Linked DNA regions of Homo sapiens: region 2 is linked to region 1. The links are chromatin contacts, found by Hi-C or POLR2A ChIA-PET in ENCODE. All regions are on one chromosome and are shown on one strand. The core of a region is the stretch at or near the end of the contact, and the rest is flanking DNA. Distances in the headings are between cores, read along the strand shown.

Region 1 (4,173 bases), core at 793-3,292:
ACCCTCTGGTCTCCTTAGAACTTTACTACTGTTGTTATAGCTTATCAGGACACGGCCCACCTTCTGTTGGTCTCTTGAAAATGGCTGTAATTCTCATCTATCATGGGGGTGAGCCAGCTGCTGCAGGGGCAGCTGTCAGTGAGAGAGTTCTGCATGCGTCCCGACAAGATGGCCCTGACCTTGGGGATGTGGAGGCTCCAAGCCAAGTGCCTTTCTTGGGACAGCATTTAGGCCATCTCTTTTGTCCCGACCTGGGGGTGAGTGCTTTCTGCTTTTCTCTGTAGCCCTGAACTGCTTGTCTTTTGCCTTGTTATCTTTCCTGGACTGTGAACTTCCCAAGTGAAGAGCATTGTATTTGCTACAGACAACCTTCTGTTATTAAAAGCTTTATCATAGATTGTGAAATACCGTTCTTTCCCACATTACAAAAGGAACATACAATGATAATGGCAACAAAAATAGATAATAATTATTGACTGCTTACTCTGTTCCAGGCGTTATACTTATAACTTTACAGGGATTATCTAATTCATTACTGAAACAACATTGTGATTTCCATTTCGCAAGTGGGGAACCCTGTCCAGAGAACTTATGTAAGTTGCCCAGGGTCACACAGCTGAGAGGTGGGAGGCCTAGGCTTCAAAACTAGAGAAGTCTCCTTTCAGGGTCCACACATGTGCCTCACTTTAAGAAATTTGGAAAACAGAGAAGTAGAAAAAAAACAATAATTTTATGTTTCAAACACAACTCATTATGATCTTGATATATTTCTGCTCATTATGTTTCTATTCATTATTTTTCCATAATTGTGATTATATTGTGTAATCAATTTTGTCTTATGATTTTAAAATTAGTATTATCACATAAACATTTTCCATCTCGTGGGTTTACTATCCCTTATTAGTCCTTTTTGTGGCTTACTGGGTTGCATCCAAGTTTTCTCTTGTTGGACTAAGAAAGTAACATTGAGATGTGTTAGTGTGTGTGTGTGTGTGTGTGTGTGTGTGTGTGTGATACTAGTCACACAGCTAGCCTCATTAAGGTTTGTACATACAGCATCTAATTTATTCTTACAGTAACACTATGAGGTAAAGAAATATCTCCCCCATCTTACAGATAAAGAAACTAAGGTTTAGACAGTTAAACAAATCACCCAAGGCTACGAATCACCTACATAGGTGGTAAGGGGCAATTCCAGAATTCAAATGGATAGCAGTTTGACAAAGGCCATGCTTTTTTGTTTGTTTGCGTGTTTGTTTGTTTTTGAGATGGAGCCTTGCTCGGTCGCCCAGGCTGGAGTGCAATGGCGCGATCTCAGCTCACTGCAACCTCCGCCTCACGGGTTCAAGCGATTCTCCTACCTCAGCCTCCCGAGTAGCTGGGATCACAGGCACCTGCCATCATGCCTGGCTAATTTTTGTATTTTTGGTAGAGACAGGGTTTTGCCACATTGGCCAGGCTGGTCTTGAACTCCCGACCTCAGGTGATCTGCCCACCTCGGCCTCCCAAAGTCCTGGGATTACAGGCATGAGCCACCGTGCCCAGCCTTAAAGGCCATGCTTTTGGTCATTAGTCTATCCCTTCACCATAAAGCTTTTTCCATATTTTGTTTGCATTTTTACATTTTTGGATTGATCCCCATAAGTGGAATTTTTGGGTCAAAGGGGGTAACCATTTTTAACATGAGTTAGAGGAATGTGCATTCCATTCCTGTTGTATTTTCCCCTTGCCAGCATTGACCCCTGCCATTGAATCCGTTGGTAGGGTTATTAACGACCCCCATTTTTAGTGGCTTGTGACATCCCAAGTTCACCCTCCACTCAAACTCCATGTCCATCCTGCATCAGCTGGGCTTTGCTCCAGGCGTCCATCACCTTGGGACCCCTGCTTGAGCAGCCACCATCTGGAATGTTGCTTGGTCACTGTTGCAGGAGGAAAGAAAGCTCTGGGGCATCTCCAACTGGCAACTAAGCCATCTAGCCCAGAAGTGACAAATGTCACTTCCGCTCAGACTTCATTGTCTAAAACGAATCACGTGGCCCCATCCACCCAGACAGAGCCAGGAGGCGGAGTCCTTTGTGAGTCCTTAAGGGAGAGCTGGAAATAGCTGGTGAAGGCCCTAATAACTAACACAGTCATAAAAGTTGCTCATTTGATCGTTGAAAATAGTAACACGTTGCTTTATTTGACAAGAGTTTTTTTTTGGTGAGCCTTAGTATTTCTTCATATTTTCTTGGCAAGTTGTAGCTCTCCTTTTGTAACTTGTTTGTCCTGTTCTTAACCCATTTTTCGGTAATATCTTAATGCTTTACAAATGCTTTCCGGATGTGGTCATGTCCCTAAATAGGTCTTTGATGAGTGAAAACACATGGTGTTTCAGAAGCCAATTTCCCTTAGATAGTTTTTAAACATAAAGATGTAAATAACTTTATGCATTTACTTTCATTTTCCAAAGAAGTGACCCAGAGTTTATGTTTACTCCAGGTTTAATTTATGTTAACTTCCGCTTTTCAGTTAATCAGTGAAAACTGAGGGAAGTTCCTGAGCTTCAAGGGCTTTCTGCATCTGGGTTTCAAAATTCTGGACTCCTTCCTATCTCCTTGGCCCCACACTTCCCTTCTAGGGAACCAGCCCTGAGTGTCCCTATAGAGTTCACTTCTCCTTCTCATCCCCACTCCTCTGTCCCCAGGTCAGGAAAAGACACCTGGGTGCAATCGAAATAACTTCCTAACTGGTATTTTTTACATGGGCTACCAGAAAAGAGAACATGCTAATTACATCATTCTTTCCCTCCAAACCCTTCCCAGTGGCTCCCCTTGCCCTGTGGGGCCCATTTACCATGGATGAACACAATAGGATTTTCAGTGGGATACAAAGGAACACTTTATAGTTATAAGTTAATTTTTGGCCAGGCGCGATGGCTCACGCCTGTAATCCCAGCACTTTGGGAGGCTGAGGCGGGTGGATCACTTGAGGTCAGGAGTTCGAGACCAGCCTGGCCAATATGGTGAAACCCTGTCTGTACTAAAAATACAAAAATTAGCTGGGCGTGGTGGCGGATGCCTGTAATCCCAGCTACTCAGGAGGCTGAGACAGGAGAATTGCTTGAACCTGGCAGGTGGAGGTTGCAGTGAGTCGAGGTAACACTGCACTCCAGCCTGAGTGACAGAGCGAGGTCTCATCTCAAAAAAATTTTTTTTAAATTAATTTTCATGTGTATTAGAAAAGTGTTCACCTAGCACATTAAACATGTACATTGACAGATATTACTGCTGTGATATGGCAATGAGCACAAGTGTGTTCATGTAAAAATTGAAAGGGAGCTATTAAGTTGATAACATGATAGGAAATGCATGGGTTTGGCAAAGATAATGGGATAGTGTCTAAATGACAGAAGTTTGGGAAAGACAAATTAACATCCAAACTTCATAGCATCCTTAAACCTGCCAAACCCAGCTTTTGAGTCCTATCCCCACATCCCACAGCCTGTTATGTATGTAACATGATCAGTATGTAAATACTGATCATGCTGCAGGGCCCCTTTAACATAACATCTTCCCCCTTTGTTCTGGGCAAAGTTAGAGCTCTTCTGTTTGTTCTCTTTGGGTCCTGTTTCACTTTAAAACATTTTTTAATTTGATTTAATTTTAAGTTCCGGGATACATGTGCAGGAAGTGCAGGTTTGTTACATAGGTAAATGTGTACCATGGTGGTTTGCTACACCTATCAACTTATCACCTACGTATTAAGCCCAGCATGCATTAGCTATTTATCCTGATGCTCTCCCTCCTCCTGCCCCACCCCTTCCCTGACAGGCCCCAGTGTGTGTTGTTTCCCTCCCTGTGTCTATGTGTTCTCATTGTTCAGCTCCCGCTTATAGATGAGAACATGCAGTGTTTGGTTTTCTGTTTCCAGCAATCCCATTACTGAGTATATACTCAAAGGAATATAAATCATTCAATTTTAAAGATACATGCACATGTAAGTTCATCACAGCACTATTCACAATAGCAAAGACATGGAATCAACCCAAATGTCCATCAGTGATAGACTGGATAAAGAAAATGTGGTACATATACACCATGGAATACTATGCAGCCATAAAAAGGAAACGAGATCATGTTCTTTGCAGGGACATGGATGGAGCTGGAAGCCATTATCCTGGCTCACTTT
Region 2 (4,173 bases), core at 1,222-3,721, 56 kb before region 1:
ATCTTAAAAAGAAAATGCTGTAAAAATCTAATGTGGATATACTTACTCGAACATCAGTGTTTATCAGTGTGTATATGCACTGGGCCTTCTCTGAAGTGGAGGTCACCACAGCATGGGATTTGGGGTCTGACCTTTGCCAAGGAAGTCCATAAGGTATTTCATATGAGATATCTTCCTAGAGAAATGAATCTGGTTTTGGTCCCAGACAGGAATCCTGTCTTTCATCAAATAAGCTTAATATTCAACAATATGGCAGGAACCAATATGTATGGTTTTGCCTCTCTGTTCCTAGAGGTCTTTATTTAATCCTAAGTCTTGGGAATCTGAGTAAACTGTGATGACCAGGCCCTTATGTCCAGTGGAACCCAGGAACAGTGCTTTAATCTTATTTCCTCAAGGATCTGCGGAGATCTGTGTTTGGGTTACAACCCTGTTGCTCTCCAAGGGGTAGCATGCTTGGGTCAGGGAAGGAAAATGGCGCCCAAGGGTGGCCATGTTTGGGTTCCAGACATATCCACTCATTTAAATCTATGACATTTCTAGCAATCTCGATTGAAAGCAAAGACAGCCAAGGAAATATTTTCTAATGGGTTCTTCACACTGTTCAAGCACCATAACATTCCCTTCTGTCCTGGAGTTTCAGACATCTGTCTGCGGTGGAGGCACTGTTCCAATAAATCCTCTGTCCTTGGGAGATGAGAGGTGAAATGGGATTGGGGAGAGGGTTAGGGGACAGTGGGGAACCTTCATCTGGCCCAAATCCATCCCCTTGGCCTGTAGTCCTTGATAGCAGAGCCCAGGGGAAGCCCACTGTGTGCATGCTCACCGGTTTCTGTCATCTTGGGCTGGCCCGCACGCAGCCACACTGCGCTTCAGGATGGCTTATCCTGATGTAGCCCAAAGGTTTCTAGTTCTCTTTTATGTCATAAGTCTCTGTGGCTTTGGTAGGCCTCCCCTCTGAGGAGTCTTAGGACTACGCTGCTAGATTTGCTGTTTTACATCGACACGGTTTGCTTGGCCTTGGAGTTCCTTTCATTGCAGGCTTGAAACCCTGAGTTCCTGGGATTGCATCTGGCACCAAGCTCTTTCTCCTCAGAGTTCAACTCCAGGGTTATTGTGGGTGAGGCAGGCAGTGCCAGGAGGGAGGCCCTTTGAGCTCAGCCTGCAGAGTTATCACCAGTTCCTCTAGTCTGAAGAGCTCAGAATAATTTCTGATGATTTCCCCCAAGGGGTGGGGGTGGTGTGGTTAATAATATTGCAGCGGGCACAGCAGGCTTTGGGTGGAGAGAAAGCAGCTGTACCTACTGAGTAGGGAATTTTATTCTGGTGTCTGAAACTTTCAACAACTTGGGCCTGGTTGGGCGAGGTAACTCCATGACTCTACAGACGCATTTTGAGTGAGTTGGTTTCAGCTTTCACAAAATGCTAATGTTGATATTGTTTACATCTGGTTGCATTGTTTTTCACTTTAAAATTACAGCTTTAGTACATTAAGCTAATTTCATAATACTGTATTAACTTAATATTCCATAAATCACACTTGTCAGATTGCATTGTTATGGATGTGCAAAACCCAAATTTACTATTCAGACTCTCCAAACACATGTATTCATAATTTGCTCCAGCAAGCCCCATGCTGCCATATAGGGTTAAGGAATTATACATTCCAATGCCAGGCACAGATCACACTGCTCTCTCTCTCCCTGCAATTGTTCTCCATACAAATTGAAACAATATATTTCCAGCCATTTTCATAGTTGTAATTACTAGCAAAAATCGTAATACCGTGAACATATTTTACACACCTGCACTTTTGGTCCAATTCATTTTTTTTGTAAGCTGAGTGTTCTCGTTTGAATAAGGTTGAGAAAGCTCACTGGTGGTAGGAATGGCAGGGTATTTTTTTTTTTTTTTTTGGGGAAGATGATAACTTTTGACTTGGAAGGAGAGGTAAAGAGACTAGCAGAAGGAACTCAGCTTGTACCTTCTCCTCTCCCTTCATCCCTTTTCTCTCCTCTCATCCTCTCTTTTTCTCTCCTTTCTCTTGCCTCTCTCTGTGCCTGTCTCCCCCACATCTCTGACCCTCTCTTTCTTTTTTCACCTTGGCAAGAAGAATTTAATTGCAGCCTATTTGGCTTTTACGTGGTCCCTGGTCCTCTTGCAAGGGTGCAAAGTCTCTGTTTAGCCTGCCTTGCTGGTTCCGGGGAACAAAGGCATGCTGTTGGTGGGGGAAATGGTGGTGGGCTGGGGCATGGAGGAGCCTCTGTAGGTTTTTAAGCACACACTGTCTAATCGGGCTCTGACAAGTCCATTGTAAATCAAAGGTCTGGTAAGTGGGGATGCCAGAAATGTTTGATCTCCTTCCAAGCCTTGAAACAACTTGCTTATTTTTTCTGCAGTTTGGCTCCTCACTAAAATAAAACATTGCGAGATGAATGTTCTGACGGGTCATTGTGTGTCAAGCTGTCACTCTGTAATGGTTACATATTTCAGCTGGATTGAGGTGGTGCTGGTTGGGGGAGGTTTGGGGAAAAGAGAGAGGGAGAGAGGGAGGCTAAGAAAGGAGACAAAGAATAACAAGATTTCTGCTTTCTCCTTGTGGCTGATCTTCATTTAAACCAAACACTTGTCATGTTCAGGGGAAGTTTTATAAATTTTTAATGATATTGGGTACAACTGGTGCTTTGAAATTTGCTGTACTTTAATTTTTTCTTCGTTAGCAAAGGTTCACTAATGCATTGAAGTGCTAAGAGCGTATCCTGGGGATGCCACGATAATTGTGTTGTTAATAATATTGTGGCACTAGTAATGTTCTCCTGGTAATCAAGGCATGAGATTTTTTTTTAATATATTCAGTTATTACACTGCATCTCGTACAAATCATGTCAATTACAATTGCCAGCCTGTGACAGTTAAAATAATTGTATACGTTTTCTAGAATTTTCCATTGGCTTGGCTAATCAAGCTAAAAAAAAATCAACACATTATTTGCATTAATTTTGTTTCTAGTCTATTTACACTCCTAAATCATTTGTCCATCTACTTCAAAAGGCAGAACAGTAAGTATTTTAATAATAAATATACAAACACATTCACACCAACCTAATTTAGGAATACTCCTATAGGTCTGGCAAGATGGAATCATCTGGTAGGAATGTTTTGTGTGACTGGGTTTATGACTTTAACTAGTGTGCATGCATGCTGATGTTGAGTTCACATTGCATACACTTGGGATATGTGGATTCTATGTTTATATAGACAGATCTTGTAAGAACATTCATTTTAGCATTTGCTATTTCTGTATTCCGTCCGTAGTTCTGTCTAGGTCAGGAAAATTGCATGATTTTGGTCTTTCCTTTTTGGCTTCACTGAAATAGCTCAATATTCCTCTGCACCAGGAAATGATGTATGTAATACTTTGCAGAACGACACTGCAAATTTGCAGCTCAAACAGTAGTCTTCTACTTCTGTGAGCTCTACCTCCTGACCGGCACTGAAGGTTTCTTTATTTGGAACTAAAATAGCTAAACACTCAAAAAGTACTGAACATGCGAAGCCAACCGCACATGGAATCCCCTGCGGTGTCTCAGCAAATTTCCCCATAGCCTGGGCTCTCTCTCTCTCCTTCACCCAGCATCCCTCTCCCCATCACTACTGAGAACAGGGAGGGGTTTTGGTCACATAGAGACATGTTGAATGAGGACTCCATGGTGCACAGAAGAAGGGAGGAGGGGCTGGAAGGCTCTCTGGGGAGCCTTGTCCTGTCTGGCTGCCATGGCATGGGGACAGCAGGTCGGGGTGCCTCTCAGGCAGACCCTGAAGAGTGAGCTGCCTGGCCTGTTTTAGCTGCAAAAAAGAGAGGCTTGGAAAGCAAGCAGGGAATGTGGCAATTTCTCAAGGGACCCTTGAACAAAAAGGAGAAGCATTCTTGCAAAACAACAGTAGCAGAGGGTCGGAGCAATGACAGGTGGACATGCTAGGATTATCTGAGAAATTATCCGGCAGCTTGGTGATATTATTTGGAGAATTATAAAAAAAGCACCCCAGTTCCTGACGCCCTCTTCAGCCCTTCCACCACCATCCTCCCTCTACACTGTGCTGTCCATGGCATCTAGATTTTGCATGAGGATCAGTGGCTACAGGTTACGGGGGTCAGGGTAACAAAATATTTTT

Evidence for each region. A loop is a pair of places that touch in the nucleus more often than their neighbours do. ChIA-PET counts read pairs that join two places held with the same protein, here RNA polymerase II (POLR2A). Pooled maps may share reads with other maps.
Region 2: a loop to region 1 is called in a map of ovary, with 3 times the contacts of the local background. The contact joins two enhancer-like sites. A Hi-C loop is called at or near these places in 1 of 168 maps with a recorded cell type or tissue (ovary) and 1 of 50 pooled maps. POLR2A ChIA-PET finds 5 or more read pairs at or near these places in 1 of 52 experiments (WTC11).

What each region holds. Positions count from the first base shown.
Region 1 is chr19:31,904,616-31,908,788 of GRCh38, reverse strand. All of the region lies in intron 12 of LINC01837 (long intergenic non-protein coding RNA 1837), which reads left to right. Among named protein-coding and RNA genes, the nearest start is that of LINC01533, 120 kb to the left of the region's middle. Within about 2 kb of position 2,042, at least 9 of the 41 ENCODE cell types and tissues checked have a DNase peak (open chromatin) inside an H3K27ac peak, as active enhancers do.
Region 2 is chr19:31,960,934-31,965,106 of GRCh38, reverse strand. The region is part of intron 6 of LINC01837 (long intergenic non-protein coding RNA 1837); the gene reads left to right. Among named protein-coding and RNA genes, the nearest start is that of LINC01533, 63 kb to the left of the region's middle. RefSeq lists an enhancer at 2,119-3,312. Within about 2 kb of position 2,471, at least 3 of the 41 ENCODE cell types and tissues checked have a DNase peak (open chromatin) inside an H3K27ac peak, as active enhancers do.